Regions from separate parts of the Mus musculus genome. Here region 1 is linked to region 2. The links are chromatin loops, found by intact Hi-C in ENCODE. Cell type or tissue: gastrocnemius. All regions are shown on one strand. Links, peaks and the distances in the headings refer to the core of each region. The heading gives the core; the rest is flanking DNA. Region 1 holds the start of Slc2a1 (solute carrier family 2 (facilitated glucose transporter), member 1). Region 2 holds the start of Svbp (small vasohibin binding protein).

What was found. Peaks named below come from ENCODE experiments on the same cell type or tissue, not always from the same donor. Only the 100,000 strongest peaks of a DNase experiment are listed, where the experiment ranks them.
Region 1: it touches region 2 in a loop (2.1-fold over the local background); 1 of 42 quality-filtered maps calls a loop at or near these places.

What each region holds. Positions count from the first base shown.
Region 1 is chr4:119,107,092-119,109,992 of GRCm38, reverse strand. It overlaps Slc2a1 (solute carrier family 2 (facilitated glucose transporter), member 1), which reads right to left and starts at 1,248. Exons shown (of 10, transcript NM_011400.3): 1 at 1,021-1,248. The coding sequence starts at 1,038. It overlaps Gm52706 (a long non-coding RNA gene), which reads left to right and starts at 1,244. Exons shown (of 2, transcript XR_003955269.1): 1 at 1,244-2,216. In gastrocnemius, for the core only: a CTCF peak has its summit at 1,405; DNase peaks (open chromatin) are centred at 802, 1,262 and 1,676; H3K4me3 peaks cover 1,712 bases; H3K27ac peaks cover 1,465 bases.
Region 2 is chr4:119,193,722-119,196,622 of GRCm38, reverse strand. Svbp (small vasohibin binding protein) reads right to left here and starts at 1,313. Exons shown (of 3, transcript NM_024462.2): 1 at 1,137-1,313; 2 at 602-751. The coding sequence starts at 715. In gastrocnemius, for the core only: no CTCF peak of the experiment used is centred there; a DNase peak (open chromatin) is centred at 1,299; H3K4me3 peaks cover 1,416 bases; H3K27ac peaks cover 1,233 bases.

The DNA of each region.
Region 1 (2,901 bases), core at 127-2,626, 86 kb after region 2:
GGTCTACATATGAACTCTAGGGCAGACAGGGCTAGGGGATGATGTCTCCGAAACAAAAGCAAAATCCAAGGAATTTGAAAGACGGAGATTAACCTAGGTCTGAGAGAAAAGTTTTACGCGGAAAAACCAAAGTTCGGAGTTTAAGTGGCATCTGAGAGACTCCCGGGCCTCAGTTGGTTTTTGTTTTGTTTTGTTTTTTTGTCTTTATACTTAGTTACATTCTATCTCTATCACTGTGGCCCTGCAGAGACTGTCAGTACGACCATCCGGAGTCAACTGGAGCTTCCTTTCCTGAGTTCCACCAAAACACCCCCACTGCCCAGTAAAGGCAGCCAGGGATTTAACACATGCTCGCACTGTTCTTAACTTTAAACAGGTAAAGGGGGGGGGGCGTGAAAGTGCGCATCCTTGAGCCTTCCTACATACTAAGACGGGAAAATCCAATTTTATTTTAATTTAAAAGGGACTAGAACTAACTCTACACAAAGCAAAGGCGGGACAAGAAAGAAACAATGTCGCACATCCAGGAGGGGTTCCGTAAATCCGGCCCATACAGGGCAAGCCTGATCACAGGTGAAGAGAGATCTTATCCAGTCAGTAGCTTGCCCCGGGGAAAGGCCCCACATCCCTGGAGGACTGCGCATCGTGAGGTCCTCAGAGCTCGTCAGCCCCCGACCCTGGCCTGGAGGAAGTGCCTTCTCCTCCTGGCCACCCCCATGGCCCGGGTTCCGGGCGCGGCGCGGGCTCCGGGCGGGTCCCGCCTCCTCCGCTCCTAGCCGGGGCCCGGCCGGGGGCTCGGCTCTTTTAGCCAATGGGCGCCGCGCTCCGGCCCCCTCCCCCGCGCGGGAGGAGCCGCCGAGGTCGTGCGCGACGTGCGGCGCCTGGGCCCCTGATCCGCGGCCCCCGCCCCGACCGCGTGAAGCGCGCGGCGGCTGCGTGAGGAAGCGGGGACTCGGACAGGCGCCCCGGCCCGCGCTCGGCAGCACATCCCTACCCGGGACTCCCAGCCCCGTTACTCACCTTGCTGCTGGGATCCATGGCCGCGCTGCGCTCGAAGCTCTAGCTGTGCCGGCTGCGAGACGGAGAACGGACGCGCTGTAACTATGCGTCTCCCGCCAGACCTCCACGCCCTGACGCACTTAAGACCCCGTAGCTCAGATCGTCACTCTACAAGCAAGCCTCTGCTCTTGGGGGAGAGCGCGCGGAGCTGCCTTTTTATAGGACCGCCGCCATTGGTTCTGGGGTGTAGGTGGGCCCGAAGGGGGCGGGGCCTGGGGAGCACGTCCGGGGCGGGACTCTGAGAGGCGTGGTTCTGTGGGGAGGTGGGGAGGGACGGAGGGCTACTGACCACAGTCTGGCTCTGGATGCTAGAACCTGCAGTCCCAGGGTGTGCGGGGCACCCGTTGGGGGCGCTCGCTGTGTGGCTCTGAGCTGGTTTGCACACCTCTCTGAGTCTCAATGGCCACTAGCAAAATGGTAGCGCTTGGTGCGGGGCTGTAAGCCAGCGCTAGGACTCTGGCTTCCTCACTAGGCTGCCGGATAACTTTGGTAGACTAGTCATAATAATAGTACAACCTCCTGGGTTATTAGGAAGATTAAACGAGTTAGTATTTGGATGGTGTTTACAACCGCGTGTGTTATGTGTAAAGTGGCATTAAGTTCATTAGAGAGACCACGGGAGGTCTGGCTCCGAAGCTGAATTCTCTCTCCTTGCTCCGTGTTCCTGTGCCCAAGGCCAAGCTCCTCTTTTGCTCCTAGACACCATGCCCACCACTTCTCTAAGCTGTAAAACCACCACCTCCCTCCATTTCTGACTTTATGGTGACACCTAAGTGTGAAGACCAGAGAGGCTGGGTGTCTAAATGGTTAAGGACATAGAACACCTTGGCATTGAACCAGCTCACCTATAAACCGCCTCTAGCTGGTCCTGGGCAAGCTCCCAGCCAATGAGCAGCGGGTTTCTCCTGGATAAAATGAGATTTGTTATCAAACCCTGGGCTATGAGAATTACAGGTGAGCTCCTGGAGTGGTGAGTAGGACAGTCAATAGCCTCTGTGGTCCCTCCAGTCCATGTCCCATCTAGGTTCACCTGAAGGGGGGATCTGGGAGAAATGACTTTCTGTTAGAGACAGGAAGCTGAGCTGTGTGCCAGGTGCTGGCCTAGGAGGGCACCCTAATTGAGCATGGACCCCTGAAAAGTAAAGCATGTGGAACTGGTGAGTCTGGGGTTCCCCTTCTCCTCTCTCCTGATCACCACTTTGCCCCCCCCCCCCCGAGTTTCTTCTGCTGACTGCAAGACCTGCCTCCTCTGCTCTTGCTTTCTCCAACCCTGGACCTGTTTCTTTCCTTCAATACATATGATGCAGGGCTGGAACAAGGCCCAAGCCTGGTCTCCCAGGCCCTTTCTTAGGGTACCAGTTCACAAATTCAGTCGCCCCCATTATAGAACTGCATGCCTATATCTCAGCCAACAAGTCACCAATCAGCCATCTTTTTTCTCCTCTATGACGGACGGTCCCGTGCTAGTCAGTGTCCCTAGGACAGAAGCATGAGAGTCTGTTGCTAGCTTCAGGGAGTCCCCAAGCTGGAGGGACAGGGAGAGGGGCAGTGTAAACCATATCAAGGATGAATACAGGGTAAGTCTCCAGAGAGAAGTGTGTGTGTGTGTGTGTGTGTGTGTGTATGTGTGGCTCTTTGGGAAGAGGGAGGTGATGCAGAGCAGGGTTTGGAAGGTAGTTCAATAGGTGGCTAGATTATGAAGGCCATTCTTGACAGAAGATTAGATACAAAGGTGGCAGACAGAATGATTCAAAAAGATGGAGAATCTTTAGATAGCCTCTGAACCACAAGCTTCAGATGCTGGAGTCCCAGCTCTGCCGTTTACTTGCCAAACATCTGCAC
Region 2 (2,901 bases), core at 320-2,819:
ACTTAAATCTGCTGTTGCTGTAGCTGTGGTGGTGGTGGTGGTGGTGGTGGTGGTGTGTGTGTGTGTGTGCCACAGCAAGTGTGGAGGTCAGTTTTATGTAGACCTTCTCTTCTTCCGCATATGTATGGATTCTCAGGTTGTCAGGCTTCTCCAGTGAGGGCTTTTTCCATCCCGCTCACCAACTAGATACTCTCTGCACCAAATGCCCATGTGTACCGGGTCACGGGTCACACTGGCACTTCAAGCATTCTCCTTCATTCATTTGTTCATTTTCTCCTCCCACCCTGATCCCTCTCCCACCCATAGCTACCCTCTTCTCTTTTCATGCATTCCTCAGATCACTAACACAAAAGCTTTGCGCCAGGAGGCAACTGGAGACCCGGTCCAGCTTGGGATTCTGACACTAACTTGGTATGTGACTCTGGGCTTCCGCTTCACCGTTTGGGACCTGGCTGGACTCTCTCCCTCTGGGGGGACCAATGCCTGGGACAAGCAGGGACCCCTAGTAAAGTTTCCTCTGCTGGTTTTTTTTTTTTTTTTTTTTTCTTCCAGCACCCTCTCCAGCTCGCTCAGGCATACAGAGCTCCCTCCTTCATCTCACCTCTGCTCTCTGTCTTTGCTTCAGCTCCTGCTGGGCAGATTTCTGCTTAGCCTTCTCCACTCTGAAGGCTGGTTCTTTAACTTTGGATTTTTCTTTCCGGGCAGGTGGATCCATGGTTTGGCTTCTGAATGCTTCTTGGTTAGCTCTGACCTGATGGTACAAAAAGAGAACCGCTTGCTAGTCCTTTCTCCCAACTCCCTAGCTTGGCAGGTGAGGCAGGGTGCCCTGGAGTCCCACTGCCAGCACCTTGCTGTGCGTTCCTAGTCGAGTCTCCTCACTTCTGAGTCTCAGTTTCCTGCACAATGGGACAGTAGTCATTTCCTGGCCATTTCCCTACCAACCCCGGGTGAGCAGCAGATGAGAAGGCCCGAGAAAGCAGCTCCAACCCGGGGGCGTACGGTAGGGCCGGGTCTCAGAGGCCGAGGGGCGAGCCACTCGGTCCGCGGCAGCCCCCTCTGCCAGCCCCGCCCGCCCGCTCGCCCGCCCGGCCCCTCCGTAGCAAGATGGCGGCTCGGGGGTCCGTGCGCTTCCTTACCCGGCCTCGGGCTCACGGCCTCCGCCACGTCGTAGACAAGCCCCCACGCGGGGTTCACCCTAGCTCCCCCCTTCCGCGGGACCGCAGCGCCCAGCCCGCTGCCCTTGGACTGGGCGGGGCGCGCCGGGGAGGGCGGGGCCGCGGCCTGAGGTGCCCCTCCCGCAGGAGCCACTGCGCCCGCGCAGCGAGCACACCTGGGCGTGGCCGGAGCGGGAGGGGCGGGATCGGAGGCGAGTAGGGCGGGGCCTGGGGCTGGAGGGCGGGGCCTGGGGCAGGGACATTCTTACAAGTAACCAAAGCTTTTCCGGGCTTCTAGTTTCTGGGACAACTGCAAGGCTTTGAAAGGCAGAATCTGATTCCTGTGGTTGAAATTGGCTAGCACTGGAATTCTGAGCATCAGGTTCTAAATCAAGAAAGTCAGGACTGCTGATTGCTTCCTTCCTGATTTATAGATCTATAAGGAGGATCAAATGGAATCCTGTTTACCACAATGCTTTGAAAGCTTTGAAAAAAATGATCTGTCTATCTATCTATCTATCTATCTATCTATCTATCTATCTATCTATCTATCTATCTATCTATCTATCTATCAATACAGGGCCCCTAGCCCAGTTTGGTGGTGCACATCTTTAATCCTAGCACTGAGAAGGGGAAGCACAAACATCTCTATGAGTTGGAGGCCAGCCTGGTCTACATAATGAGTTCCAGGCCAGCCAAAGCTACACAGTGAGACTCTGTCTCAACAAAACAAAACAAATTCAGGGCCCAGAGCATGTGCTAGGCAAAGCCTTCTATTACTGAGCTATACCCTCAGCCGGACAGAAATTGTATCAGTTAGGTTTTCCATTGCTGTGAAAAGACACCATGACGAAAGCAACTCTTATAAAGGACAACATTTAATTGGGGCTGGCTTACAGGTCTTGAGGTTCAGTCCATTAGCATCATAGCAGGAAGCATGGCAGTGTGCAGGCAGGCATGGTGCTGGAGGCCAGAAGAGGATATAGAATCCCCTGGAACTGATATTAAAGACAGTTGTGAGCTGCCATTTGTGGCAGTTGTGGGTGCTGGGACCAAAACCAGATCCTCTGCAAGAGCAACAAGTGCTCTTAACCACTGAGCCATTTTTCTACATCTTGTTCTGAAGGCAAATAGGAAAAGACTGTCTCCCACGTGGCTAGGAGAATAGTCTCGAACCCCAACCCCACAGTGACACACTTCCTTCAACAAGGCCACATCTCCTAGTAGTGCCACTCCCTGAGTCAAACATGTTCAAACCACCACAGGAATCAGAAGTATATCAGCCAACACACACACACACACACACACACACACACACAGAGTGTGAGAGGTGGAAGTAGAGGGAGAAGGAGGGAGAGAAACAGCCCCACGGATAATCAAAAGGGTGTAAACTAAAATTTCTAGCTATCATTTTCATTTGTTATGTTAGCAAGAAAGGTGCCAAGGAGGAGAAGAGCCTGAGAAATAACAATAACTGCTTCCCTTGGGGCTTCCTCTGTTCTAGGCAATACTCTGAGGCCATTGCATTATTAAGTCCCCTGTTCCTCATAAAGATATGTGTACCAATATGATTTCTAAACAGGAACAGGCATGGAAAAGTTAAGTCCAAGATTACCCAGCTAGTAAGTGCTAAACAAGCATTTTAGACAGGGTTTAGAAGACACTGGCCTCTGGAGACACATTCAGACCTGCTTTTTAGTCTCTCTGTCACCCTTACTCCTAGCACTCCAGAGGGAAAGGCAAATGG